Linked DNA regions of Homo sapiens: region 1 is linked to region 2. A link is an interaction called in ENCODE POLR2A ChIA-PET data of the cell type or tissue named here. Cell type or tissue: GM12878. All regions are shown on one strand. Each heading gives the region's core, and the rest is flanking DNA. Links, peaks and the distances in the headings are about the cores only.

Region 1 (15,659 bases), core at 6,878-9,377, 84 kb after region 2:
CTCCTCCCCATCTCACCAGCCTCATTTTGTAATATCCTTCACTGTGGACACCCTTCTTAGGAAATCGAAGTGTTATTCCTTAACCACACCAGGTCTGCAAGGACCATGCCCTCCTTTCTGCCTGCCCTTCTTTGTCTTTCTTTCAAAGAATTGAAAACTCACTCTTTTCACACTACCTTCCCTGACATCCTAACTTTTAAGCACATTTTTACTGGTTCCTCTACTTGATGGGAATGTCATGGTCTGCTTGCAGAATGTGTCCTTGATGAAAGTGTTTTGGCTCTTTAATCTGTATGTAAATTTCCATGTGAATCTTAAAAAAAAAAAAAGTCTGTTAGAGATGTCACTGCCTCCAGCTCTAGCCTTTTCTTCTCTCTTCTTTTGCTGCCTTTCCTTCATTTACTTGTCTGTCTAGAATGCCTTTGTATCCCATGTCTAACTGCCTAAGCCCTTTCCATTCTTGAAGACCCTAGTGAAATTCCATTATCTCATCTAAAACTTTTCCTAGTCATCTCCAGCCAGATGTAATCCTTCCCTTTGGTATTTTACTGTTGCCAGATGTGTCCCTTTAAAGCAGTTCTTAATGGGCTAGATAGGTCTGCCTGACTCAGTCTCTTGGTCTTGTCCCACAGTGCCTAGTATCTCACAGGCACTCTAAAGGATATGGAATTGACCTCATCCTGCCACCTCCATTTCTTCTTCACTGCCCACTTTCTTCTTTACCAATTTCTACCTGGCTTCTGCCTCACGCTCTCTGCTCAGATTCTTTCTCCAGCTTGCTATGGAGCACATTCCTTGGCCATTTATCAGTCTTCCTTCTTTTTGACTGTCTTCTCTGTCGTGAAACTCTGGTCTCCCCAGCCTTGTGATGCTGTGTTACACCAGTTCTCTCCACGGTCAGTTCCCCTACTGCTCCATCTTCCTTCCCTGTCACCCCCAGGTATGGACTGTTCCCCAAGCTTCTGCTGTCCTTTCTGCCCTTTGCCTCTATGCTCCCCACCACATCTTGCAGGGCATTTTGACACTGCAGCTGTAGCCCTGCCATCATGCTGAGCTCCAACTCCACGCTTTAGATCGTGGTGAGGAGGTGTCATTTCCACTTGAGCTTCCTGTCATTACTCGAGCATGTTTATTCTTTAAATCCCCAAGGCCTAAGCCATCCTGTGATTCTCTCAGTCCTTCCTCTTCTTTACTTCCATGTCCTCTCAGTTACCACATCATTCCATCCTTGCTTTCCATGCCTCCATTCTTGCCGGATCATTCTCTTCATCAGCTTGTTTCATCTTTATAGCTGGGTGCTGCTCCACTGACCTCTCTGCCATGGAGTTCCACTTCTATCCATCTGATTTATTTTTACACTGGATCCGCCTTCTCAAGATGGTACCTTTATAACTTCACCCTCTCATTTAGAAAGGCCAGTGGCTTGTCAACACCTGCAGGATAGACTCTAGGTGTGCTGTCTCTTCTTGGCAGACTGTCCATATCCCGGCCCCTCCCTTCTTAGCACTACCCAACCCTTCCAACCCTCTACTACAACCTGAGTCCCTTGAATATGCCAGACTCGATTGAGCCTGGACCTCAGCTCACCTAGATCCTCTCAAACGCCCTCTGAGTCTTACAGTCCTGCCCTTCACTCTGTGGGATTTTTAAAGTCCCATCTCCTCTCTTCCTTGGAACCCCCCCAGACTACCCCTTCCCCCACACTGTCCACGCACAATAGAATGGTTATGCCCTCAGAACAGCTGTAGTGTATACTGCCTGTACTGTTTCCTTGACACTTCGGTTGCCTTGTGTTACTTGTGACCTTTATGAGTGTGTATGTTTCTCCCCCAGTAAATAAGTTTCTTGGGGGAGTATTTAGTATTCTCTCCCCTCCCCTTTGTTCCTGCACATCCTTTACTCCCCCTTCCTAGTCTGTACACAGTGGCACAGCTCTGATGTCCACATGACATTCTTTCTGCCTCGCAGCACTGCATCCAAGGAAGTTTGGCAGCATGGCCTATTGGCCCCATTTTGGGATTTCCCTCTTCCAGTAGCAGTGCCTAAGCATTCTCCTCTTCAAGTAACCGATAGGGATGGAAAACAGACAAAAGGCTTGACTCTACCCCTCCTCCCACTGCTGCTCCCGCCACTCTTCATTTTTAGCACTCTGACACTTAAAGGGCAAATCAATATGGATAATTTTTTTTCTTCACTTGTCCCTAAAATAAATACATTTGCAATTCTTTCAGTTAAGGGAGCCAGACACAGTCCTTCCAGTGTGTATCTGGTATTTGGATCTTGCTTTTAAAATGTAGTAGAAAAAAGTGTATCACGTAAAGTAATGTAACACGCTCTCTCACCACAAACTTAAATTTTGGTCTTAACCTAGTTTTTTAGAATGTGTCACAGTCCTCATTGAGATATGTGACAGTTTTGAAATTTTTAAAATTAAACTGTTCTTGACTTCTCTTGGTATTAAAAGCACTCTCTTAAATTTGATCACGGCAGGGAAGAGGTAGGGGTACTGGAATGTATTTTTATGCATGGACTACTCAAATGAAATTTCACCAAACTTCGCACCACCCGAGTCACCCCTCAGCTGAGAATGAGCATATAAAATTCATCCCAAAGGGCAATTCTTTGTGAAAAATTATAATCACCTAAAAATAGAAGCTCCGCATGAATGTGTGCCCACTTATATTTCTGCACAGAACGCAGCTTGCATACTACCCAACAGCAAGAGTCTGTGATTGTAAGCTATTATAATAGATTGAGGAAAGTGATATAAGAAGGTCCATGAAGTATGTATTTCTCCAAATAGGGAAGGATTATTTCTGGGAGGGTATGTTTGATGTTCCCTTCAGTTTTCTCATTAAGTCTTAGGTTGATTGTTAGTATCCTTTGTTGGAAAAACCTTGTAGATTGCCAGGCCTGGTGCCCTGTCCCTTGGCTACATTGGGGACTCCCGTGTTGGCTATTTCCAGTTATCTACCTTCTAAACATGAGGTTTTCTGCAGGAAAAATGGGTGATAAAGGCAGTACCACCCCTTCAAGAACCTGAAATTAAAGTTACCTTCGAAGACAAGATGTCATAGTTTGCTTTAGTTCCCAGCCTTGAACTCCCCATTTCTCTCCCTCGTCATTCCCAGTGGGTGGGTTGCTGTGCCCAGCCAATCCCTCTGTTTTTTCTCCACCTGCCAGATTCGTGCAGGTGGAGAAAAAACAGAGGGACTGGCTGGGCACAGCAACCCACCACCGGGAAGAGTGTATTCCTTCCCTTTCTCCTCTAGTTCCAATAGATTATTTTGCTTCCTAATATCTTTCTGCTTTCCTCAACTTATCCCAGTTCCTCCTGTCTTCCTTCTGTTTTGGGAGTGACTGAGTAGATAAAGGAATAAATGAACCAACCAACCCTCATGTTTTTAATCCTAAGACCAATTTTGATGAACATTCCAAAGTAGCATCATGAGGGATTGGAAATAACTCACAAAGCCTCGAGGGTATCACCATAAGTAGAATACATTATATAGATATTTAAGAAAATAGTTATTTAAGGAAAAATCTATGATTGATGCATTGTATATGGCTCATGATGAACATATTTCTGTTATGTAATTAAACAGTTGTTTTACGAAGTCAGGAGAGAGTAAATGCCATGCCTTTATTTAATAATAGTAATAATAACGATGCTTTTCTTGACCCTGAAACCTAATTGAGATATTCAAATAAAAAGTTTGGTCTGTGTTAAGATTACTTGGTCTCATTCACACATTGATATATCCTTTGGAGATTCGGATTTAACAGTTTCATTCCAATACCTGTGGATCTTTTGAAAGGACAAAGAGAATAATCTTCAAATTTGCAATTATTATAACCAAGGGCTACTTCTATGGGCTGTGATTTTATTCTGTTCCCACTATGTGCATGCTAGGAGGTAGTTCTACCCAGAATACTTTATATAACTGCTGCTAGAAAACTGCATTGTTAACCCACTAGTGCTTGTTTTTATTACAGCGTTATTATTTGACATTTGTTAAGCAATAACAATATTTCAAGCATTGTTAAGAAAGAAAGGGAGGGAGGGATGGCTTATAGCTCTCTAAATAAAGGCTTCCCACCCAGACGAAAGCGCAATTTGTTAGCTGTAGAATTTTGCCTGTTGAGAAGACTTTGTAGGCTTGAGAAAATAGCATCCCATGAGTACATGGTTGTTCTAAATTATATGTGATCTGGAAGTTTATTTGGGGTCCTTCCAGATTGAGTTCATGTTGCCATCAGTTATGTTGAGTCACCAAACTCTGTACAATTATTGCCTCTTAGTCCTGGTATCTTTTAAGTAAGAATTAAGTAAAAATTTTATCTCCCTTTTTAGCGATATGTAGCCCAAATATAAGTCAAGAACACCAAGATATGGTGGAAAGTAAAAATTAGCCAATGGCTTGTTTCTTCCACCTCATACCAAATGTCTGACTTCCCAAATCCTTCCACCTGTTAAACAACTAAACAAAACTGGGGACCCTCATTCTTTGGAGACCCAGTTTCCTAAGTTCAGACCTCTAATGAGGAATAGGAACTCTCCAGCTCTTCAGTTGTGCTGGGTGAGCCCATACAGTGGGATCCAGCTCAGGGTTTGGTGCAGTTGGCAAGATCCCAAGAGGGTTTTCTGTGAAGGGTAGAATGAGAGCTGTGGCTTGAGAAGAAACCAGGCAGCAGGGGAGTCCCATCGTGTCAGGGTGTGTTACTCTCCCCTGAGCACCACAGAGAAGACACCAACCCCTACCAGCTGTCACGTGGCCACATGTTATTAGAGTCCTGCTCTCCTAGGTTTTTCCACCCTGCCCCCCATCATTTCCAAGGACCCAATATTATTGAAAAAGAAAAACATATTGCAAAATTGAAAAGTTGTTTGCTCACCTTACACTTTGGTATGTTTGTACCCATCTGTTTAGGGTGTATGAGGCCTATTGGCATAAGAACTGTGTATCTGTGTATATAGAGTACTGTTGCTCATTTTAGCAGGGATAGGTGGCCAGAGGTCCTCTCTTTTGGATTTTCCTGGGTTTAGGGCTTTTACTCAGGGTCCTAACACTGGAGTGGAAGGCTGGCAGTGCTTTCCCCTCCTGCCCTCCAGGTCACGTTCCCCACGTAGATCTGACTGTGGAATTGTGAACCTGACATCTTTTTCCAAAGTCAACAGTGGATTAAAATTAAAATGTTAAGTCTTAAAGTATTTTCAGATAGAAACTATTCTTTCAAACCTTGGGTTTATAGGATAGAATTTTATATGCTCTGTTTTCTAGCTAGCCAAAGCTAACCTTTTCTTTTAAAGCCCAAGCTGTAGCTATTTGATTAAATAGTATGGCCCTCATTACAGGTCATAGTCTGCTCTCAGTGTGACTGGTTCGTTGAGCTAAGTACTGAGCTAGGTGATGTCCAGGTTGGCATTCCTTTCTCTGGTAACAGTGGAGGCTGCTTGGCATTTTGTGTTGTGATGGTAGAAAACATATTAGTTAACATTCATCATGTTAGTAATCAAAAGAAATAGCATCTCAAATTGTATATGAAAACAAATGGAAACAAAGCAGGCAGCTTTTGGAGCTGTTTGGACCACTTTAGAGAGGGACTTCTGAAGTGTAATTGTGGAAATTTGATTACAGCTCAAATGGAAATGTCATTAATAAAATGGTTAGCAGTTATTAAGAATGTCAGGAAAGCTTAAAATTGAATTTTTCAGATCTTGCATAATTAGAGACTACATTTTACTCTGAAAACAAATATTAGGATATTTAGATTTAAGGTAAAATTAAAAATAAAAAGTTAATATAGTACATTTCAGATAAATATTTTCTTCCTTCATATTGCATTTTACGATAGATTAATTATAAGTGATGAGAAAAACAAAAGTGAATGATTACATATTTTTAAATATTGGCAATGTGCCTAGTAGCTTTAGTTTTGTGTTTTAAAAGAAAAGCAGAAATCCTGATCACTGGGTTTAACAGCTAATGAAAAGTTGGTAGAGAAAAAATTAAAGTTTTTGCATTGTGCTATAGGAATTAGACCTAAAGATTTGATTCCCTGACTGTGTTGTGTGTCGGCTTTTAGTGTAAAATATGGTTTTATGAGACCACCTGATCCCATGAAGGATGCATTATCAGAACCTGTTAAAAAAAAAATAGAATTCTCCTTTTAACACCAGCCATTCTCATCTTCATTTTCTCTCTCCCTCCTTCTTTCCTTCTTGTTCCCTCTCTTCTCCCTCTCTCTGGTATTTCATCATAGTATCTGTAGAACTCTCTCAGCATACTTCTGGTTCAGGTACAGGGAAAGGATCCTTTCTTTGCATGCCTAGACTCGTAATGAGTGACTTCAGTGTCCTCTAGAGCCTTGGGAGTTGTGGCTGCTAACTGATTGTCATTACATGATTTTTTTAGCCTTCTGAGTGGAGAGTGGTGTGAGGAGTGTTATCTCCACATTTTTTCCTTCTCTGAAGTTACCTTATTATCCTTACCATTAATATTAGCAGAACTAAAAAGATGGGTAAGTAGTTTTCTTGAAATGTAAAGCTCAGACCCACATCAAAGAAGGTTCTAAGACTTGAAAATAGAGGCAGCAGTGGAACCAACAGATAGTTTTAAAACAGATAACCGAGTGTAACTGTGTTATAGAGTCTTAAGAGGGGACTTCTGAATACTCCCTTGGCTTTGTTTTTGCTAAAACTGTTTTCGTTTCTCTTTGATCAGTTAATTTAACTTACAGGAAAGTCTCCTAAGGTAATAATCAGAAATGGTAGTTAATAATTTATGTCCTTCACCATGTTTTTTAAGCAGTGAAAAATTAGAAACAGCCTAAATGTGTATCTTTATTCTTTTCTTTTTCCAAAGTTTCTACAATAGACCTGTTAGTATAAGGAGAAAAAATACTTGGATATATATTTTTTTAGATGCCTTTTAAGTGAATATTAACATTAAACATTAGCCAAAGAATGTTTTACTGGTGACAGGCTACAGAATATCTACCAGAAGTGCTTCTTTTGATTTTGTTCTGGGGTCAAATCTTTGGGACTCCAGTTCTACCTTTGGTACTGTCAGCAACCCCTTGGGCCTTTGGTGCCACTGTGTGGGGTAGGGAGGGCCAAAGGGAGGGCGGGCTGCTAGTGCTTGTGGAGATGAGGGGAGAGAAAGGGAAGAGCAGAGTAAAAGAGTATAAGAAAGAAAAGAAAAGAGATGTGCATACATATGGTAGGATCCATGAAAGGTTCCCAGTAATTTCAAGTGACCACAAAACTGGATTTTTTTTCTTGTTTTTGTTACATGTATATTTTCAAAGGTTGACTCTATTCCACCGATTTCTTCTTGCTAAACATGTTTTTGAGTAACTATTAGATCTTCCCACTTCTTTATTAGTGTTTTAAGTTTTCCAAATCTATATTTCATCCTTCTCTTACCATTGTCATTCACCATTTCTTTGCCTCTTCCTTACATACAAAGAAATTAACTTGTCTAATCGTCCTTTGCTGCTAAGACTTAATTTTCCTTCCTAGGTATCTTGAAAGTCTGCCTTTCATTATTTTTGCCTAATAGGGGCTTTTTCCATCAGCAGGAATGAAAGCAGTCAATAAAAGTCAATTGCTGACTCTATGAATATATGGAGGGTTTACCATAATGCATATTGGAAATGTTTTGAAACCTTTATCCTGAATGGAAGGTGCCATGGCTTGTGTTTTATGGCCTTCTAATGTTAGACAGCAATCTCATTTAGCATTTTCCCAAAGTGAAAACAGTGCATTAGGGCAGTATAACAAGCTTTACAGATCAATACAGAGGCAAACCTTTACCCTTACAGATTAATCCAAGAAAATGTCCCAGAGTCTACTCCTGGAGCTGGAGGACAATTATGCTGATTTCCATTCCTCTTCCCCTCTTTCTACCATCAAATCATTAATACAGATTGAAGTGTGTACAAAAAGAATTTCAGAGGATGACTGCACACACACACACACACACACACACACACACACACACACACACAGAACAGATCACCAAACAGGAAATCAAGAGCCCTGGAAGTGAGTAGTATTGATTTGTGGTGATAAAAGTATATTTTGACACATTTCAAATCATAAATAACGCATGGACTTTAACTTGCATGACTAATAGCTCAACCCAGGATACATGCTTATCTACAACTTAAACTACCTCTTTCTAAGGAGTCCATAACATGAGGTGAATTATCCCATCGTGAGTAGACTTTTTAAAGGAAAAAATAAACTGTCTTCTTTATGACATGCAGTGTGTGGATGCTCATTTTTACAGTCTTTTCCCGTATGTTAATGAGGAAGGGCTGCATATCTGGTCAGGGTTGTTCTAGCCTTCCCTCCTCACCTCCTTCCCCCTGCTTTTAAATCTGAGACACATTGGAGACACGATCAGTTGTCAACACTAGGATAGAATGTAACCTTGCTTTCCTATGAGCTATTAGTCATTAGTCATGTATTTGCTAGGTTCAGCTGATCTGATGCTTAATCATATTTTATTCGATATTTATCTAGATGCAGGTCTTGCTATAATTAGTCACTTAGTGGTATCTGTGCCTATACTCTTTGAAGCACGGCTGATTCCTTTTAAATCCTGATGTTCGTGGTAAAGGATTAGGGAAATCTGTGTCCAGAAAAATTCACAGACATCTGAAGTTTGAAATCTTAAAGCATGGAAACTCCTGGGATTCTATTTAATTCTGTTCTTAGGTATTTGACAAAGCAGTAAGGTAATGAATGAAAAAGTAAAAGTGATGTTATAGAAAAATTGTTGAAACATTTTTTTTTCTCTGTATGTCTGTGTTCTTTAGAGGATAGTAGGAAGTCAGGGAACCACCAACATGCTTTGCATTTCTATTCTAGTAAAATATATATTAGCTTAGTGTACTGGATAAAAATAATGAGACAAATCATCACCCAGGCGTTTCCTTATTGATGAGAAATATTCCCCCTGTGTTCTCTAGGGGTTTTGTTTGAACCCATTAAATTTAAAATAATGTGATTTCAAGATTACTATGGAAATAACAAATTTAAATTTCAAAAATAGAAGTGATAAGACTGGAAGCTTCTTGTATTAAGACTAATTTGAAAAAACACGAATTTCAAGATTAAAAGTAGTAATATTGTGCTTTTTTTCTCTGTATGTATTTAATCCTTGCAGTCCAAACTTCCCTGCCGTATTAATCAGAATATTTTACCTTCATTCGTATAACTCATTTGGTTCATTATCATTTTTCAAGCATATATTATAAGGTTTTTGGAAACATTTACATTTGGTCTCACATATTCACAGAAGCAATCTGACTAAAATCTGAGATTTGTAAGTATAAGTAGCAAAATTTTAACCCAGGGGACTTTAAAATGTTTTCTTTGCACCGATTTGTATTCATTCAGTAAATGTATTACATGACTTCTGTAGGGTTCCGATGTCTAATAGCTGAGGTAACAAAGAAAATAAGTCACAGTCCTTGGAATTTACATTCTAGTAAATGTAGGTTGCTAAATTGTATTAGACTATGGTGTAGTCAGTGTCACATGCATGGCAAGAAAAGTGAATACGGGACCAATGGGGTCACCATAAAGGGAATGATAGACTGTACCAGGGTTGGGGGGTGGAGAGCTAATGAAAGCTGACACTTGAGTGAAGTATCAAAGGATGAGTAGGTTTTTTCCAGATATAGAGGCATAGGTGGGAGTTTGGGCGTAGAGCATTTCCAGAAGCAAGAGCAGCATGAGCTTAGACTTGAAGAGAAGTGTAAGAACGAAACCCTGAATTGGGTTTGTCCAGGCTTCAGCTGTGTGCAGGGTTGGGGGGTGAAGGCCACAGAGTAGGCAGGAACCTGGTCAAGAAGGACCAGCCAGCTGGCCTTGTATTTTGTGTAGAAAGTGCTGGGAAAAGAGACCATCTTCGATTTCCTATGGGAAAGAACCCTCTGGAAGGTGTGTGCAGGCAGGAGTAGAGGGTGTCAAAGCTGAGAGACCAGCTGGGAGGTTGTTTCTTGAATTCAGGATGTGGCTCACTTGGAAGCAATGTAACGACAGTGAGTGTGGAGCAGGAGGACCAGGCCGTAGGGATCTCCAACTTTGTGACCAAGTGGATATGGGAATGGAAGAGAGAACTTAGGGCTTCCAAGTTTCTGGCATGTTGATATGGTTTCGGTTTGGAAGGGATGGTTATATTGTCCAGACTAACTCACAGTAGTGTCAATTAGTGGAACTAATTTCTTAGAATTTATTTACCCTTTGTCATTTTTATCATGGGAAAAATTTAGCTATCTTTGAAGTTTAAGGAAAATTCTTTCTCTTAAACCTTTTTCTACATTTGCAACATCTGTGTCTTACTGTGCGTTTTATGTGTTCTTTAACCTTGATTTTTATTCTGAATGAAGACCATTGGTCTCAGCGGTCCCTGTGTTTGTTTTCAGGCGATATGAGTCTCATCCAGTCTGTGCTGATCTGCAGGCCAAAATTCTTCAGTGTTACCGTGAGAACACCCACCAGACCCTCAAATGCTCCGCTCTGGCCACCCAGTATATGCACTGTGTCAATCATGCCAAACAGGTAGGTGTGCCAGCCAGGCCACTGGGGGCACTGGGCAAATTGAAAACTGGATGACCTGGGGCAGTGGTAAGGACTAAATGGGCCACTGTGTGTGAAAAAGCTTTCTAAGCCCTAGTCATCATCATCAAGAATTACTGTAATGAGTTGATTAGGGCATAACTTGTGTCCGATCATTGTCAAAGAGCCCATATCTTCCTTATGTACAACTCATTTACTTGCAGAAAAAAGGATTCTACTACAATTATACTTTTTTCCACTTGCCCTGAACTTTTGTCTTCTAATAATAATGTTCCCAAGGTCATTCCTCATACTTTTAGGCCAATATTTAGAGCTAGCGAAGAGGATACAGATTAAGAGCTGGCACCTTTGGGCCCATAAGCCGTAGGTAGGCAGAGGGCCAGGTTAAAAAAAAAACAAAACACCACCGTTCAGTCACTGTCCAACGCTTCCACCAGTTGATAGAGTTCACTTAGTTGGACAGGGAAAGGGAAACCAGAGATAGCATTTTAAAAAGAATTTCCACTGCTTTTATAGACCATAGCCATATTCTTCTCTTGACCCTTCATATCAGAACAATATGATGTTCACAGGACGTGCATTTTCTCTAATTTATGTACTTTAGAAAGCTAATGATAAACCCTGAAGCAAATTATCAATTCTGGCAGGTCACATAATTGCCTATCATTTAACCAATTTAACAGTTGGATATGGTTGTTCTGAGAGGCAGAAATTGTTGGAAACGTTGATTCCTTCTGCTGACAAACTCCATAGATTTGACCTTCTAACCCAACTAAATCTAGTGTTTAAGTTACACAGCATGCCTTTCTGCAGTCTAATTTGATGTAGTTATAATAATATCACTTGGTGTAAAATTTTTATACTCTACAAATATCCGACGGGAGGGTTAGTATTATCTGGATAGCTGGAAAATAAAGTAACATTAGTGGAAAGAATATAATCAAGATTTATTAAAAGCCTATGTTGTCCTCAAAAGCCTAGTGGCTGGCAGCTTTTTTCTGTTTCTTGCTTGTAGCTGCACTTGTATAACTCTTAGTAGTATGCCAGGGATCCTTTTCATTAAAGGTCTTTGGTACAGGTAATGTTGCTAATGTTAAGTTAGTACGTTTTATTTGTCGAAAACAGCTTCTGATATGCTGTTAATAAACCCCAGCCTTCAATATGAATATGAACTGAAGGACTTGAGACTCGTAGGTTGATTCATGGATTTTTCTAACTTGATAATAGTGCCTTATTGAGCTGGTGGTCAGTGGAAAAGAGTGGTTGTGACAAAGTGTATGTTTCAATGCTGGTCTCTAACATACGTGCCTGTTTGTACCATGTGATTTGTAACATTACCACAGTGGCAGCTGCAGGGGCATTGGGAGTGCTGACCCCATCCTGCCTGTCTGGGTTGTGTTGAATTATCTACATATAGTCTTGTGACATCAATGGTATATATTTATAGGATAAAGCAAAGTTAACTTGTGACAAAAGCAAATACGCCACATGGCGCGATAGTGAGTTTGAATCTGGCAGACCTGGGTTTGTACCCTGTCCTTTTACCAGCTCTGTGACCTTGGGGCTTGAGTTTTCTCATCTGTAAATTGGGGTAATGTTGTGAGGATTACCTTTATATAAAGTATTCAGTAAATCTTATTTTTCCCCTTCTTTCCTCAGTTGCATTATTGTGCTGAAATTTACTAAACAGGTCAGCCAAAAGCATCAAATTATTATTAATGATTTCAAAAGAGACCCTCTTTTTTCCCCCTCACTCTCCAATCTTTTATGTTCAGCTAGTATGTTTGGAGTATCTATTGTTTTCGTGGCTCTTATATTCAGTTATTAGGAGGTGTATAATACAAGTTAATAATAAAAAGATAGAAGCCCTCAAACCTTTTTTCCTGAGATGGGCAACATTGAAATGGACGAGAACCAAGAACCTGCACCACCTTACATTTCGGCAGTAGTTAGGATTGCAAGGTCATTTCACATCCATTCTTTTACTTGTTTTTTTATGACAACCTGAGATGTAAATAGAGATGGTTTTATTTTCACCATTTTCCAGTTGAGAGCATTGAAACTCAGGGAAGTCACAATAGTGAATTTAACAGCTAGACCAAGATGTACCTTGCCATAAAAACAAAAAATTTCAAAATACATAAGTGGCATTTGGTTTTTGAGTGGGTAAGTTTGTGAAGGGGCATCCATCCATCATCCACTAATGCAGAAATAAGGCAGTAAGGGAAAGTGAGAGCGAAAGCGATAAAGGGAGGACACAGAATGTGGAAGATCTAATGAGCGGGGGACAGAGTCTGAAGGTCACACATGGGGAGTGGGTTGATGAAGCCCGTGATGAAAGGGGCAACTTGGCACTGGCCCATTTTAAGATCACGCCACAGTGGCCAGAAGGAGCTTCTATCAGTGTTTCATGAGCAGTTACTTTCCTTCCAATACCAGGTTGTCCTTTTGCTCCTTGTGAATTTAGGCTAACCTCATGACCCCAGCTGTGCCCCTGTTAAGAGACTCCGGCAAGATACGTAGTCCCGACTGCCTATTTTAGCAGTTCCTCATGGGCCAACTTCTTACATTTTCTTCTTATGTTTCCTGTTAAATCCAGAGAACAAGCTGGACATGCTAAACATGGAAAATACTATACATGACAACAAGCCATTAGGCAGTGTTGTCCATATCCGACACAGTGCAAGGGTTTCCCCCATGGAATAATTCCAATGGCTAAGTCCACTCCACTTTTAAATAACTCATAAGATTGGCCTTTCACGGGTTCCCTGGGGCATTGTTCTAGAGACTAATAGGTTTTACTGTTAGGAAAATTTCCGGATATTCCTTAGCCTTACTCTTCCTCTCTGCTTATTTATCCACTTATTCATATCAGTGTTTCTTCAGCTGTTCTTCAACAATTTCTCATGGGTTGACATGAGACATTTAGGCTATTATTTCTTGTGTATTAACTTATGTGCTCTTCATGAGGGTAAAGAGATATTAAATAGCTCTAATTATTATTTCTAAGACTTAAAAGCTACCAGCTGGCTGGCTGTATGAGATACAGCATTTACAAAGGAAGGAGCACATCGATTGATACATAGTCCTGTGTCTTTTGTTTCTCATATCTGCTTAGCCTCATAACTTTCTCAAGCTCAGCAAGATTGGATTACCTCTTCTTACCTTTGATACCTGGTTCCCATTCTATCTTGCTACACCTACCTAAGGTAGGAGAGGTGCTGCTTGTACCAAATAGGTCATGTCTCTTCCTCTGAGCGTGCCTATGAACAGGCATGCTTATGCACACCACCTACCTTACAGGAGAAATGGAAAGGAGCGGGAATGAGAAGCCAATAGTATTTGCTCATGGGTAGACCAAAATGTGCCCAAGTTCTGTTTTTTAAAAAAGGGGAAGGGTGTCGAAAGGGTTTGCTGTCAGATCTGCATTACGTCTGGGACCATTCCCTGGGACATACCACCTCTCTACTATTTACTTGTAGAATTGGGCTGCATTGGGAGTTGCTAGTCTAAGCATTTCAGCTTTTTCCCAGCCCTGCTGCTATTGACAGAAAAATGCAGAAGCTGGCTGGACCCTTCTGGCACATTTTGTGTTCACTGGGAGGGTGGGGTTTATAGGAAATACTGCTGCTGCAATCCTAATCTAATTATAGTGACTTGAGCTTCAGTTGCTTTGATAAACTGAAGGTTTGAACCAGGTGATCCATGAGGGCCATCTAGCTCTGTTATTCTAGGACTGATTCTGCTTTGAAGTATATAGAGCAAAAGATGGTGTGCATAAGCATGCCTGTTCATAGGCGCACTCAGATGAAGAGACATGGCCTATTTGGTACAAGCAGCACCTCTCCTTTTGAGACCTCCAGTATTTGTGCCTTCGCCTCTTAAATTTTGCTGTCCACCTTAAACGTTCACTCAAGAAGAACACTTGCATTTCTGATTGGTCTGCTGCTGCCTGGCCTCCCACTGCTACGTACCCTTTCTTTGAGGTTCACACTCCTGACAGCCCTGGGGAAGCCAAGGTGGCAGAAAGAACTGGGAGGGAATAGAAACAGTTTCACAGTTTCTCCAAAGTCAGTGAAGTGAAAAACAGCTGTCTCTGCACTGGCTGGCAGAATGTACCCTGCCGGCTAATAAAGGCCATTAGAAAATGCAGGCTCCCTCCAGCCAGCCGTAAGCCTCCCCTGGATCGTGATGCCTTTCATCCTGTGAAGTACCATGGGAAGTGTGACTCTGAAAACAGAGCAGGAAGCCAGGAACCTGGAGCCTGACAACCAAGGGCAAACTGGGACCAGAGGCAAGGACCAACCCCAGGAGATGCCCAAGGGACAGAGGTCAGTGTGGGACCTGCAGTTAGATGATGAGTCTGTCAGGGGTCCCCCAAACCATAGCAGAAGTTTCAGTCAGTAAGCAGGCAGTGGGACAGTAGCCACGCAAACAGTTAGTTCAGCTCACAATAAGGACGTCTTGTAAATGAGACAGCCCCACCTCAGACCTACATGCTTCCTGCTGATCTCTTTGGAGAGATCAGAAAGGAACCTGGCCACAGTGAGGAACTTGGGGTCAGGACCCAGTAAATGAGGCTAGATCCTAATGTGACAGCTCTCCAACTTAAGGCTAGTGCACCCCGTTGTCTCGTTTCTAAAATATCATTGACATCTCCAGTATTTGGTTGGCTTCCTAAGTCAAAGCCTCAAGATCAGTGCATATGGAGGAATTTGCCCTGGCACAATTTCTGTCCGCCTTCTGAAGGACAATTTCATCTCCCCGGTGAACTGTATTTATATTAGACCAGGATTCTGCTCCTAAGTCTGTGACATATTTTGAGTATGAAGGGGTCCTGAAAACATAGTAGTAGCTTTTGCTTAAAAATCAAGGTTCTTGAAAGAAAAACCTATTGCCAGAGCAAGCTGTATGTTATCATTGTTTTCAGATGAACTCTACATTAGATGCAAATGATTTAATAGACTTATAGGCTGTTGGAGCTAAAAGGACCCTAGAGATCATATAACCCAACCTCATTTTTTTCATGTGCAAAATTAGCTTCCAGAGAATTTAAATGATC
Region 2 (15,659 bases), core at 4,289-6,788:
GAAAATAGATACCGCCCATAAGTCTACCAGTCTGCTGTAACCTCTGTTGACATTTTGTAAAATATCCTTCTGCTTTTTTGTTTGTTTTTGTTTTTTTATTTTTGTTTTTTCTCTTCGTCTTCCTTACAAAAAAAGAGGTTATACTGCCTTTATATAGCTTTTTTTCTTTTTTCTTTTTTAAGTGGTATACTTTGAGTACATATTTCATTTAGCCATTGGATTGGTTTGTTTTTATTTCTCTGCAATTCTAAACAACCTTGTAATGAAGTTTAAACAACCCTATAATGAATATCTTTGCATATAGTACTTGAGTACCATAAGTAGAGTTTTTAGATCTGGTACATAGGTATATTTTAAAGACTTGTTAATTTTATCCAGTTGATTTATAAAATGGGTATACCAATTTATATTCTGACCAGCAGTGTATAGGAGAGCCTATTTTCTTATATCCTTGCCAATATTGAGTATTTTTATTTTACATTTTTGTTAATTGGTAGATGAATAATGACACCATATTACCTTAATTGGTATTATCTGATTTGATGTGGGGTTGGGTTTTTCTCATGTGTTTATTATTTGTATTTTTCGTGTGTTGATTTCTAGTTTATTTGTGTATATTTCTTTTGTTGTTTTTCGGTGGGGAGAGGAGTGGGGGATGAGGCTTCTTTTTTCAGTGCTCTATATGTTAATAACATTAACTCTCCCAGTTACATGTTGGGATTTCTTTTCCTGTTTTTGTTACTTGCTTCTTCTTTGGATTTTATAATGCTTTTGTTTTATGCAGTTTCTTATGAGTCTATTCTTTTTCATTTTCTTTATTTATATTTTGGGTTTTTATGTTGAATTTAAAGAGGTCTTTTCTCTTTAGATTATGTAGTCATGTATATTAGATTTGAAATTCATTTACTTTTTGTTTCATATTCTTAACAGTCTAATAAAATTTTTACTATGTTGTACCAGGGAGCCATAGATTATATACTTGTATATGAATGTACTTTAATCTAATCTTAACATTGTATTTGTTTTTATTTATTCATATGCTTCCAAGCAGCATGTACTTTTCATTGAAATCTTCTATTCAAACTGTAACAGCATAGTGACATTAAAATGTGTCTCAAGTTAAGCATTTCCTTTTTATTTTTTCTCCATTACCTTCTTTGGCTTGCATTTTAAATATTATCCATCAGATTTTGTGTGTGTGTGAAATTAGGAAAAAACAGTACTTATGTTGTTAAATAACTGTTTATTTTATTTTTAACATGCTGCAGGATATTGAAGACAAAGTAAGTAGCAAAACAATAACCTATAAATGTGCAAGTAGTTCACCTAAACTAAGCAGATAGTTGAGTAGACAGGCACCTTGACATCTGAAACAGACAATACTTGATCATTTAGCAAAAGAATTTTGGTGAAATAGCACAAGGATGGGAATGCCTAAATATATACTTGTTAATGGATGGCTGGATGCATACAATTAAAGAAATGTATACACTTTACATATTAAAAGTAATATATATACTTTGTTTATTAAAAGATACACACAAAAATATATATATCTATATATAGTGTGTGTGTATATATATGTATATATACACACATATATACATATATACACATATATATACACACACACACTTTCTTATAAGTTGTAGTCAGGCATATATTCAGCATTCACTGAGCAAAAAATATGTTGAAAACAAAATCTAACTCAGAGTGATATAGGAAAGTCTCATCCCTCAGAGATAAAGGCCAATTAAACATAATATTCAAGATACCAACATTAGTTTAAGAAATGCATTTTTTTTTACAAATCTTGAAAAATATCGGTAAGTAGCCATCTTCATCATTGTTTAAAGAACCAAAAATATTATACTTGTTTTGATTTTGTTTTAAAAAATCTTGTAAATTGAAAGTACAATAACTAAAGCTTTTAAAATTACTTTTAAATATGGTTATTTATTATGATTATTTTGAATTATTGAAATAAACAATTATGGTAGTTTTTGTTTCCACTCTTCCATAACAATTAATTCTTTACATAAAGGGAAATAGAACAATGTATGTATTTATTTGCAGGTAATTAACTGTTCTTAAACACAAGATTTATGTACAAAATGTTATTTAGGCATTACTTTTTTGTTCAAAAAAGAGCCATGTATCTTATGCCCAGGATAAAATTAAAGTTTCATTGTACAAAATATTAATCCTTGAAATTACTCTTTGATAGGGAAGTTAAATAAGAGTCTGTTATGTGCTGTATTCTGACGTTTCCTAATATATTTGGACAAAATAGGACACAGCTGTTACAGCGGGAAAAAAAATACAATGCGGACTTCTTCTTTACATTTAAATACAGCAATCATCATCTTAATGTTTTTCTATGGCAGAGACCTAATAGATTGCAAAAATCTTCAGATTTGTATTCTTATTTCTAATGCAATTTATTCTTGACTTTTGCTTTGCTGTTGCTGCTTTTTCTTGATATAGTATATTCCTCATTTCTTTTTTTAGGCTAGGCAGCTGGAAGAGAAAGACCGAGTGCTAAAGAAGCAGGATGCATTCTACAAAGAACAGCTGGCTAGACTGGAGGAGAGGGTATGACTATTTTTTATCATTGATTCTATTACCACATCTGCTGTTTTCTTGTATATTTATTTAAAAATTAATAAATTAGAACTTCAACTGCTTTTCCTGGTTGTAAAGTGGCCAGGAAGTGAAGAAGCAAAGCAGGTAGTTAGTTCGTCCTCTGTAACAATGTCATTTTTTCTTTGGTCACTTTGGAATGGTTGCGTTATTTGTTCACTGATGCATTTTACCACTTGGGACCTACCGCAAATACTTTTCTTATATGTTTAGAATCTACATAGCCTCCAGGTCAGACAGTACACTGCTACTCTTATCTCTCCCAGACATTGACTAAACTTTAGTACACTCTTAAAAATGGTAGTGTTTTAAAGGATATATTTATCTTCTTTTATCTTTTCTTTTTTTGCTTTTTTCTTTTTGAAATGGAATCTCACTCTGTCGCCCAGACTGGAGTCTAGTGGCATGATCTTGGTTCACTGCAACCTCCACCTACCAGGTTCAAGTGATTCCCATGCCTTAGCCTCCTGAGTAGCTGGAATTACAGGCATGCACCACCATGCCTGGCTGATTTTTGTATTTTTATTAGAGACAGGGTTTCACCATGTTGGCCATGCTGGTCTTGAGCTCCTGGCCTCAAGTCATCTGCCTCCCTCAGCCTCCCAAAGTGCTAGGATTACAGGCATGAGCCACTGCACCTGGCAGGATATATCTTCTTTCTGAAAACTCAGTTTCACTGCATTTGTAGTTTAGAAATGAATGTCTCCTTCAGGAGAGGTAGATAGGAGCTGAATAGCAGAAGTTAAACATGAGTTAGGAGAAGGAAAAGAGATACGGCGTCAAGTCAGCATGGGTCTAGAATTGGACAGAGATGGACAAAAGAAGGCAGTGAGTTTAAGAATGAGAGTTTGAGCACCTTATCAGTGCCCTTTTCAATAAAGTAGATTGGTTATCTAGATTAATTTCATACATAGACCATGAGGTTGCAGAGTAAGCTCTCTCTCTTTTGAATGAAACCCTCCAAATTTTATTTGTTGAAAATGTTATTTGATAAGAAAATAGGAAAAAATAAGAAATACACTATTAACCCTCACTCAGTACAGTTATGTATATGTTAAATGTGTTTGCTGTCTCCATATGTTACCGAACTGAGTACCTCTTGAATGTAGGGAGCATTTTCTCATTCATGTAGCAGATATTTACTTAAGCACCCTGGTCTTGTGCCAGCAGCTATGTACTAGTGAAGAAAATGAGGTAAACATCTGTCTTCATGGAGCTTAAATTCAATTAAAACCAGAATACATATTGTATGGCAGGTTATGATAATTTCGGGAGGAATAAAATGGGAAAAGAGAGTCCCAGGGCTGGGGTTTAGGCATGGAGTTGGGTACAGAGGGAAGAACTCTCTGTTGAGATGACATTTGGGAAGAGGCCTATGGTAATAGGGAAGCAAGCCATTGCCAAAACCGTGAAGCAGGCGTGAACTTGGCATGTTTGGGAAGGCTGGGGGGTTTGGGAGCAGATGAACCCTCTGGCTGCTGTGTTGGGCAAGAGTTGAAGCAACAGAGAATTAGTAAGAAATTACGGCAGTAATTCGGAAAAGGGATGACTGGTGTGGGTCTGAGTGCCGACAGGGGAAGTAATGAAATGTGGTTCGGTATTTTAAAGGTAGAGCTGACCAGATTTGCTGATGGCTTTGAACATGAGTGAAGAAAGAATAAACTCTAGGTTTATGGCTTTTATAACTAGAAGGTTTTTCCACAGGTGAAGATTCTTAAGATATGGATTGGGATGTTGGTGGTGGAGGAAATCAGGAGTTTGATTGTGGATATGTTAAGCTCAGGACACTTAAGACATTGAAGTAGAGATGTTGAATAGGCATAAAGTGAAATGGTTTAGAGAATGTCAGTAATTTTTCCTGTAAAGGGCTGGATAGTAAATATTTTAGGCTTTGCACACCACATTTGGTTTCTGTGCAGCTCCCCACCTCTGCCTTTGTAATGTGGAATCAGAGAAAGCCAACTGTAAATGAATGAGTGTGGCTCTGTTCTAATTGAAAGACCCTGAAGTATGAAGCTCATATAGTTTTCACACATCACAAAATTTTGCTTAAATTTTTTTCCAACCACTTAAAAATGTAAAACCAAAAACAGGTACTGGGCCTGATTTGGCTCCCTCGTTGTAGTGGGCAGAACTCTGATTTAGAGCACAAGGCTCTGATGTCAGATGCCTTGGATTCAAATTTCTGACCTGGCATTTCCCTGCTGTGTAATGTGGAGCATCTTATTTTTCCTCTCAGTTGTTTCATATATTAAGTGATGATTTAATAGTACTTACCTCACTTGTTAAATGAGCTAATACTCATAAAGCACCTGTAATAGTATGTAGCACAGAGTAACCATTCACCCACTAATTGTTTTACTTCTATACCTAGAGCATTGTACATGGCTTAGAGTTTGTATTAGTCTGTTTTCTCACTGCTATAATGAGCTGCTTGAGACTGGGTAATTTATGAAGGGAAGAAGTTTAATTGACCCACAGTTCTCCATGGCTAGGGAGGCCTCAGGAAACTTACAATTACGGCAGAAGGTGAAAGGGAAGCAGGCACCTTTTTCACATGGTGGCAGGAGAGAGAGAGCGTGCAGGGGAAACTACTTTTAAACCATCAGATCTGAGAACTCTCTCACTTATCACAAGAACAGCCTGGGGAAACCACACCCATGATCCAGTTACCTCCCACCAGGTCCCTCCCTCAACATGTGGGTATCACAATTCAAGATGAGATTTGGGTGCAGACACAGAGCCAAACCATATCAGAGTTAGTAAATGTTAAATGAGTGAAAGTGAAAGTTTTTGAGGTGATATACTTGGCACCTGCTTTTCCTCACCCAATGACAGTTTTCTTTGTCATCAGGTTTTACTATGTTAGGTACCTTATAAACTTGCCTTTAATTATTGTCAGGTTCAAGAAAAGGCACTGAAAAATATTCTCCCATTTCTCATAGACTCACCAATTTGATTGGTACAAACGTCTGAGAAGATTTGTTTCTGGCAGATTGAACTTATCTGCTCAACAACTGCTCAACAAATAAACTGTTAGGCTTTTTGGCACCAAGTAGAACAAGTGGTAGAAGATTAGATAGACACGATATGATAAGATCAAATTATTGTGAATATATATATATATATATATATATATATATATATATATAGAATATATTGTTTTCCTTTTTGAAGATCAGCCTGGGAAGTGGTCATCCTACAGTTGAAACTGAAATCTGAGAAGCACCAGTGAGCTTAGAAAGCTAAGGTGGAATATATACACTGCTGTTACTTAATACTCGATAACTCCACATTAAGTAAAAGAAAGAATGTTAGACAAGGAGTCAGAAGGTATGCTTTTGTCATGTGGCTGTTCGGCAATTCACCTAATCCCTTGTGGTGTCTGGTTCTTTATCTGCAAAATGGGGATATACTCTGTTCCTTGCTCATCTTCATGGTGATTGGGGGTAGATCAGATGAGTGTGTAAAAGCCCCTTGAAAGCTGGAAAGAGCTTAACAAATATCAGCTGTTGCCATGAAAGAATATTTGCTTACTTTCCATTGTGTATAAGATAACGATAATCATAGAATTAATATTATTCAACTTCCTTGTGTCTTTTGCACATTTCTGTACAGTCCTGTTTTTGTTTGTTACTGTCATTCTCAAAGTACTCAAGTTGAATTTTGTCACTTTGGATTTCTTCCAGGAATATGTGAGAGACATTTAGGTCTCTAATGATGAAGTATTTTCTAGGCGTAATGCAAAAGATTGTAAAGAGATTTTCTTCTGTATTGTGATGGCAGTGAGAATTACAATGTCTAACTATTTCTATTAGGAATTCTGCACACACTTTTGTATTAGACAGTGTAAAAATGCTGAATCCATTAATTCGTATTGTAAGAAATGATTCTAATATTAATATAATTTGCAGAATCATCTAACTTACTAGGAAATCCAGGTTGCCTGTGGTTTAAAAGTGGACATAAGCACATATCTTTTCCTCTTTTAACTAAATGAAGTGATGAAACTATAAAGTAGATACCAGATGGTGTATCATTAATGGAGAGGGATGTTGCATCAACGAGTCTTTTACAGAATCATTCTGAGGGAGATTCCTGAGATAACCTTACCATCTGCGCATCAACTAGATTAACACAGCAATTGTACACGTTATCACTTTTTGATGACTTGAACTATTCATTTATATTGGCTTGATGCAGATTTCTTTTGAGAGTATGAATCAAAGTGCACTGAACATGTGAAGTACATTTAGTTCTGTAATACAGCTTGATTTGCCTCTTGGATCTATTTCAATAAACTGCTTGTTAATTAGATAATTCCCATGTGTGAATGGAACTCCCTCTACCCAGGTATTTATATTGGCCACTTCACCCAGGAGTCTGATATAATTTTCTTCTTTCACTAACTTGTTAGGAGTAATAAGTGTAATTTAACTGGACACTGATTTCACCCTTTTTAGAATGAGTTTTCAAAAGCAGCGACACTTTACTGAGAGAGAAGGTCAAAGCCATTTGAAAAGATTTTTTAAGTCCTTATTTCATACTCAAATGTTGCTAAGTTATCAATGGCATCTCTGTGAACATTAGAGATATCACATTTAGGTGTCTTGCCTAATTGAAAGATACTTAGAGAGTATTAATTCCTGATTATTGGTATAAGAGACATAGATAGTATTAATTCCTGGTTGGTGATTTCATGAGAGGAAGTTGAGAACAGCTTTCAAAGAGAAGGTTCTTAAGTGTTTCTACGAAGTAGTCTCCAAGTCTCACAGGGAATTCTGTTTTTTTTGTTTTCCCAACTTTATTTTTGTTTGTTGTATAATTGACAAATATGTCCATAATGCTTTATACCTCTTTATGATAGCCACATTTTGTTTATAATACTTGTGATTAGTTATGTGTGTTTATCTTGTACACTCCTGAGGACACAGAGCTAATTTTCATATTTCTGTATTTTCTATTTTTTTCTTTTGTTTTTGAGGTTCCATAACTTGCATATTTCTGTATTTTCTACAAATAGCACAGTGAATGAATCCTAGATTTTCTAAGCTTATACTATGAAGTTATGTTTATGCAATTAGTGTATAGTTTTAAAATACACACAAATGTTTAGTATCTTCTTCACTAGCCATTTAAATTCATAATTTAATTCTATCCTGGGAGAAAGTCAAGTTTAACTTTGAATATTTTGTTATTGTTTATAGCATCCTTATTAACATGCTGATGATAACATTTACTGAGCATTTACATTGTGATTGGCACTTTGCATGGATTGTCTCATTTTATACTTACCAACAACCCTGTGTGGCTGTGCGCCCTATTGTTTAGGTGAAGGCTTAAAGTAATTCACCTAAGAACATACAGCCAAAATATGATAGATCTGGATTTGAGCCAGGTTCCATGCTTAAGCATTTAGCTGCTGTCTAGTACCAACTTGAAGATGTTCATTCTGTATGTAAATCCTGCTGATTGTAGCATTAGTTCTTTGTGTGGTAAGTTAGCTCTTACCAGCTTCTAATACAACTTTTTGGGTCCTGACGTTATGATTTGATTAATGCTACCTCATAACCTAAAAGTGTTAAGCATTCAAAAATGCATAATTTTCTCCCAGAATTTGACATTTCCTGGGAAAATTTGACCAAAAAAGAATAAGTAAGGTCTTATTACCTAGCGATTACAGCATGATACCCCTAAGAGTTATTTTAATATCGAGTTGTGCTTCTTTCACGTTGAAATAAGAAATTTATAGTCATTAAAGCAGCTTAAAAATTTCTTCTTGAGGTCTTCATTCACTTGCTCATACTTTGATTAATACTGCCTTCCATCTTTTCATCTCTTTCCATCTTCTGGAAAGAAAGCAAACCTTTTTTTTTTTTTTTTTTTTTTTTTTTTTTACTTTTGACAAAGTGTTCTGATAGTTATTTCATCAGAGTTTGGATCGTTGTGTGTTCTTCAGGAAAATGTGTATTTTTCAGGAGTCTGTTGGTCCTGTGGGAGGGAAGCGAGGGGTAGGACCGTGGTTATCGTGTCATAGAGGGCAGAAGCCACAGTCTCCCATGGGTCTTCCAGGATGAAGGGCCTTGTCTCCCCAGGACATGTTGAAGACTTGAGCTCTTTGATAATGTGTTTTGCATGTATAACTTCTCCATTATGAATTTGAATTGATTTGCTCTATGGCATCCACTTTGCTCTTGGCTTTCCTAAGAATGATGGGGTTTTGGCTCAGCATGAAGCCCTCTTGGCTTGAGGAGCTGAGGGAAATCAGAAAATTTAGTTAGGTATAATACAATGTTGAGTAACCCAGTGATGTGGCATGCATTTGTTCTTTGAGAACTCCTCCCTACACCTCCCCCCACTGCATTTACAATTTATTTGCATTCTTAAATATGAAGATATGTTTGTAAGATGGGCCACTTAAAATATTATTCTATGTGCTGTATGTAAAAAATGGAAGACTAATTTTATTAGGTTAGTTTTCCATGGCATATAATCAAATAGATGCCTCCTTGTCTATAAACATATTACCTATTATTCATCATGTGCTTACTATATTGAAGATCTGCTAAGTGTATACCATCCTTCAAAATTCTTTCCCATGTCAGGATCTTTGCCTTTGTTGTTCCCTGGGATGCTGTTTCCCACCTCTGAATAGCTGTCTCTGACTCCCTTACAAGTTTTAGGCTTTCCTAATGACTATCAGAAACTAGACTTCTGAACCCTGTCTCTAACTGTCATATCAACCTATTTATTTGTTTGAAAGCACTCTTCCAGATCTATAATTAGTTTACTCATTATTTGTTAACTTGTTCATGACTGCCTTCCCAGTCATCCAGTAGAAGTTCCACGAAGGCAGAAACTTTGTCTTAGACACACCTGAATCCCTTATCTGGTGAATCATAAATGCCAGTGTGGCATGGATTGCTTTCAGTTTTCAGACACCTCTGGATTTCAGCAGCAATTTGCATACAGACTGCAGGAAATCTCACAGAATTAAAAGGGAGAGAGAATTAGATAAGCTGGGCAAAAGAGAATAATACAAAGAGAATGGTGAAAAATAAATTGCCATTAAGAAGAAAAGTATATTACTAGTTTGTCACCTGTGGAGAGAGTTGCTAATTAAATTCTAAGGTCATGCTTACATCAAATGAGCAATTTTTAAAAGTCTCTCACTTATGGCAGATGACATGTCTTTTATTGCATCATAAAGTGTTGGGCTCATCTGTATGATTAATTGGCTTTTGATTGTGTGTGACTTCTTCTTTCTCAATTAGTACCTTTGCTTCTGTGCTCCTCTGTGTGAAGCTTGGGGAAAAAATAATGCCAACAATGATAATAATGAGAAATGACAACAGAACAGGTTATTGTCAGCCCAGAGTGCTTCTTATGGGAAGAAATTATGTATTTTTACTACCAGGTGAAGTCTGTCATTGTAAAATATTTCAGTGAGTGAAGCTGGATCAACCTTTTCAAGGGATTAATGCAGGATGGATTCACAATTAGTCTACTGACATCTGAGATACTAAAATATAAACAGTCGTTTTTTGGAGATGGGGAGATAACTTAAACTTGGTTTATGGGATTAAGAAACCGTTTGATATTCCCCCCTGCGACGTGCTTTCTAAACAGTTGCCAATGATTTTAGGTGATGTGGTTAACTCATTTTGGCCCTGCAATGTGACAGAGTAAATTTAACATGAGAGTTAAAAATGTAACTTCCTGGTAGATGTGCCTACGTGGGTTATACTAGTTTGCACTTGTCAACCTAGAGAGATAGACTATTCCTTTGACACTGGGAAATTTTGTACTGGCTTCTTCATTCATGTGGAGATCAGGGCAGATTCCCTGTGGTTTCTATAGTTACCGAGAGCTACACAAACAGAGATGAGGTTCTGTAGTCCACAGGTTTGGATGTTGAAGTTAATAGAAGCCTACACCACTTTTAATTGTAATGTCACAAGCAACAGAGGTTTTATTAAAGTGGCTTGGATTGTGTACATTGAGTTACTCTCAATTTTTTTTATCATCAACAAGTAATGATAGTTTAAGTAAATGCACTTAGATGTTAATTGTTCTGTAGAAAAATGAATAAGGCCCAGTATCAGCATATCTTTTGTTAACATAATTGACACATTTATAACTTAGGTGCAAAGATGGAACCATTTTACAATCTACCTGCTTTCCTAAAGGAAGTTTATTATTGCAGATATTCCAAAAGTAGCAAGCAAGATATTTTTTTTCCCTAGTTTGTGCTCTGGGGAAAAATATCAATACAGTATAGTAGGATATGGGGGTCTTATCCTTAATTCATTATTCAACAAATCCTCAAAATGCGTTGGCTTTTCTGTTAACCTCTCTGAAATTTCGAATGGGAAATGTGGTTTAGGTAACCTTGAGCTGCTTTTCAAATCTGGCTTTAGGGATATGAGACTTACTTTTTTTCTAGGGTGAGCTGTTAAAAGTGCATCCAGGTAAAATGATCCCTTTAACTGGAGTCAGTTTTTCTATGTCTAACTTTAGAGGAAAGATTTGCAAATCATGGGATCAGCACTTAATTTGGGGCTCTATTTACCATGTAGGCTGTCAAGAAGTATTAACCTTAAGGTAAGATGAGAACATGGAGTACAAAGCTGTGAGTTGATGGCATACAGTACAGCGGTATTAAATAGCATTATCCATCCTGCTTGCTACAGTAAATAGGATTTCACTATTATGATGTGTCAGGGCTTTCAGTAAAATCAAATTTACAAGACACTAAACTGCCATCCTCTCTGCTGAGCAGCTTTATTCTGGGATCTTGCTTTCATATTAATCCTGTTGGTAGGAAATACTTGTACCAATTGTGCATGGAAATTATAATTTAATGATCTCTTCCTTTTCTTTATTCAGAGCTTAGAATGGACTACTGTGCTTTGCAGTGATAGCCCCAGGGCTCTGAGAAAGAGAAAATATACAGTGCAGCTTTAAAGCCCAGTATTGCTTTTTTGTGAGTGCTTGTAATGATCATAAGTGCTGAGATGCCAACAATATGGGTTGCATACTTTCTCAACTCTTCACATTTCCTTTACCTTTTGAAAGGCTACACAATAAAATAATTAGATTCTGTTTACCCTGATGGTTTTAAAAAATGATATGCCACTTGAATATGTAAAGACAAGGTAAGAAATAAAGCATTGTGAAATCAAGGGAAAATTAATTCCACTTTTAAAGATTCTTTACATTTTAGGAAGGCTCAGCAGGCTGTTTTATTTGAAAAACAATTATTTACTCACTTTACTTTCTTTGAGCTCCTTTCTTGCTATTGATAAGAATATTACAGCCAGGAAATCATTATGTTTCCTGCGTATGAGATTGAAATTGGCTAAATCCTTTGAATTTTCTTCACATCCAATTTCAAAGTTAGTGATTGTTTTGCTTCTTGACATCTTGCTTATTTATAAATTTCAAATGTACTTCATTTAGGCAGACCAGCCAATGCGTATTTTCCTATTTTACTGACTGAAAAATTAAAGTACATGAATATTAAATTTTTTAAAGGAAATTGCAGTGCTTCTGTTAGAAAGTGCTCTTCAATCCCAGTTTTATGTTCAGACCATGAGACAGCTGTGCGTCTGTAAGGATTACGTTTCAACACATTAGCTTCAGTTAAAAAGATATATTTGGTCATTAAAACATTTGCAAATAATATTAGCTCATAACATCATCAAATAGAAGTGCCCACATCTGAATTTGGCATATAAAGCAAGTTTGCACAGTAAGGTTGGCATTTAATGAAGGGAACCTAAATCCAATTTGTCCGTGTAGACTAAGATAGGATTTTAACTTTGGTCATTCTTATCAGAATTTTGGGGACTAGAGGGAGTCCTTGGCATTCACCACTCATTCAAAAACACATTTATTAATCTCCTACAGTGAGCCAGGCTCTATTCAAAGATATAATGATGAATACAAATGGCACAAAAGCCCATTGGTATCTGGCACGGAGCTTTCAGTTGACACAGTGGCGCAATGGGCCCATGGAGGCTGTGTGTTTTGTGAAGAACACTACCTTTTTACTACCTTTGTCCCTTCAAGAGCTAAAGATCATGGGATTTTGGGGGGAAAGTTAGTAGGTTAGAGAGATCCATCAGGTTAAATTATCAGATGAAGACCCCAATACATTGGTTGCCTCAAGTAGTTCTTTCTGAAAATAAACATTAAATAGGTAAGTTCCTTTGAGGACCGGAACTCATTCCCCTTTAATCACTGTGATAGTGCCTGGCACATAATAAACCTTGGATAAATTTTTTTAAAATTAATGTGTTCGTCCAGGAATGGGGTGGGTTCCATGGCCAAATAATTTTGAGGAATGTTAGGTTTCACAAAGCTGAACAGATTTCTTTTCTACAGGCCTTCTCAGAAGTTACGTACACTTAGAGCCTCCAGGATGAGGATGCTGCATGATGTGTTTCACCATTATACCCAAAACATGGAATTGTTCTGAGATGAATTTATCCCAGTATATCACCTGAGATTTCTGTGCCCTGAATAATGCTAGTACCTACATTTTTTTTAGTCCTTCTTAGCTTGCATCCTAGGATGTAAAAGTAGAGTAGCCGTAGAATTTCACTGTTGGAATTCCTAATCTGAGGGCTTCTGAGGACCTGAAAGCACCCTGGGATTGCCGCCCTTTGCACCATGTTCCAAAAGCATAGGTCAATGAGAAGAGGCTGCCTCAGGGTCCTAAAGGTGCGGTGCTCTGGGATAGGGTTTTCTTTCTCTCTGAATTCTCTTCCTAATCCTCACCCTTTCCAAGAGTCTTTGAGAAAACTGTAGCCCAAGGTATCTAATTTTTGTGTTTAGGTGTCCATTGATTCAAGCTTGCATTATTCCAACCTCCTCAGAATTGGGAGCAATGGGTAGTGGGGTTTCTCCTTGATCTTCCCATGTCAAGATTCAGCACCATGCCCATTAACCCAAGAGTTGTACATACTTGCCTGAAGAACCAGGCGCAGGTTTCAGTAGCATGCCACCAATGGAAAGTCTGAACCAGAATATTCTTCCCTTTTATGAAATGAAGTAGGAAGGTAATTAAATTGGATAAATTACTCCTGTGGATCTCTACAAATCTTCCCGCAAGTGTTGCCAAGATATGGTGCTGAAGGAGCAAGTGAAAGAGATATCAACATCTTCTGTTCCATCAGAGCCTCAAGGTTTCTGTGACCCTCTAGAAAGAATCTATAGGACTTGCTATTCTTTTGTGAGGAAGCAGTAAGGTTTACTTACATAGCGTAGAAAGTGCGCCTTTGTATCTGGAGAATAAGTTTGATGATGGTCAGTAATCACATGCTCTGCAATTTAATTTGTCTTCGTAAAACGTTTAGAACTGGAGTTCAGAGAGAATGGCATGATCACCACACTGTCCCCTTGTGACTTGTAGTGTTTGTATAAACTCTATAAAAGCAGGGACCTTGTCTGTTCCCTGCTGTATCCCTATTACCTAGACCAGTACTTGGCACTTAGCAGGTGCTTGTTAAATATTTGTCGAATGAATGATGAAGGCATTTTCAGCGGGTCAAAAATGTCCACGTAGCCTAGAGATGCATCTTCCAAATTGCTTAGTGGGCAGCTCGTCTCAAGTTAGACCTTATTCTGCAGGTTTTCTGAAATTTAGGTGAGGGTCCTTTTGCTCCAGTCATGCTAACTTCTGCTATTAATGCAACAACATACCTTATTTATGTAAAATTAAACATCAGTGTAATTACTACTCCTCAAGCAAGCTTTTGAAATAAATTAAATTATTTGTCTAAGTGATGTTCTTATCCATTACTTTTACATGACTGGGGAGAAGGTGAATAATGATGATGATGATGATGATATCAATTTTATCCACAATCTTTAACCTAAATAGAATGCCCAACTTCATATATTATCCCAAAACCTGGTTTTGAGTGACAGAGTGCCCCTGGGTACTATGCATTGTGTACATCCTTGTTCCAAGATTGTTGGGAAAGAAATAGTAATATCAGTGTCAGTACCATCAACGTCATCATTAAAACATCCACCATTGGCACCCGCCTGTAGTCCCAGCTATTCGAGAGGCTGAGGCAGGAGAATCACTTGAACCTGGGAGGCAGAGGTTGCAGGGAGCCGAGATTGCGCCACTGCACTCCAGCCTGGGTGACACAGCGAGACCCGTCTCAAAAAAAAAAAAAAAAAATTTACCATGAATTGAGGGATTATTATAAGCTAGGCAGTGCTTGAAATTAGTTAACATAATACTGTATTCTATCCCTAGAACAAACCATTAGGGGAAGGTATTTCTTTGCCAGGCAACCAGTTGATTTGTTGAGTCTGAAAGACATTGAGTAACTTGACCTGGGATTCTTAGCTGGTGCACCCAGGCCTCTGTCTTCCTCCTCACCAATGGCCTCTCCCTCTGTGTCACCAGTGGTGGACTATTAAATTTTCACTTTCAGTCTCATATGATTCCACTCCCCTTTTCATCCTCCCCCTCTTCATTTTTATTTATTTATTTAATTTTTGAGACAGAATCTCTCTCTGTCGCCCAGGCTGGAGTGCAGTGGTGCGATCTCGGCTCACTGCAACCTCCATCTCCTCAGTTCAGGATTCTGCTGCCTCAGCCTCCCGAGTAGCTGGGATTACAAGCGTGCACCACCATGACTGGCTAATTTGTAGAGATGGGATTTCACCATGTCTGCCCGGCTGATGTCGAGCTGACCTCAAGTGATCTACCTGCCTCGGCCTCCCTAAGTGCTGAGATTACAGGCATAAGCCACCGAGTCCGGCCCTCCCCCTCTTTAAAAAGATTTTTGGTGGAGGTGGGCCTGACATTTTTTGTTTAGAACCACTAGAGTCAAGTAACAGATTCTCAACTGAGTTTCCCTCAGCAACATTCATACTTGGTTTTCTTCCATAAGCTAAGCGCCCATTGTTTTATTTAATAGTGAATCTTGTTTAAAGAGAAGTTGAACCAGCTTTATTACAGGGCATGATTAGATACAGTTAATTAGTAC

The links. Peaks named below come from ENCODE experiments on the same cell type or tissue, not always from the same donor. Only the 100,000 strongest peaks of a DNase experiment are listed, where the experiment ranks them.
Region 1: POLR2A ChIA-PET joins it to region 2 with 5 read pairs; 2 of 35 experiments call an interaction of 5 or more read pairs at or near these places.

Annotation. Positions count from the first base shown.
Region 1 is chr7:132,791,362-132,807,020 of GRCh38, reverse strand. CHCHD3 (coiled-coil-helix-coiled-coil-helix domain containing 3) reads left to right here. Exons shown (of 8, transcript NM_017812.4): 7 at 10,444-10,579. Among named protein-coding and RNA genes, the nearest start is that of FLJ40288, 150 kb to the right of the region's middle. In GM12878, for the core only: no CTCF peak of the experiment used is centred there; no DNase peak of the experiment used is centred there.
Region 2 is chr7:132,872,598-132,888,256 of GRCh38, reverse strand. It overlaps CHCHD3 (coiled-coil-helix-coiled-coil-helix domain containing 3), which reads left to right. Exons shown (of 8, transcript NM_017812.4): 5 at 2,512-2,595. Among named protein-coding and RNA genes, the nearest start is that of MIR3654, 150 kb to the left of the region's middle. RefSeq lists a silencer at 14,670-14,931. In GM12878, for the core only: no CTCF peak of the experiment used is centred there; a DNase peak (open chromatin) is centred at 5,336; H3K27ac peaks cover 1,224 bases.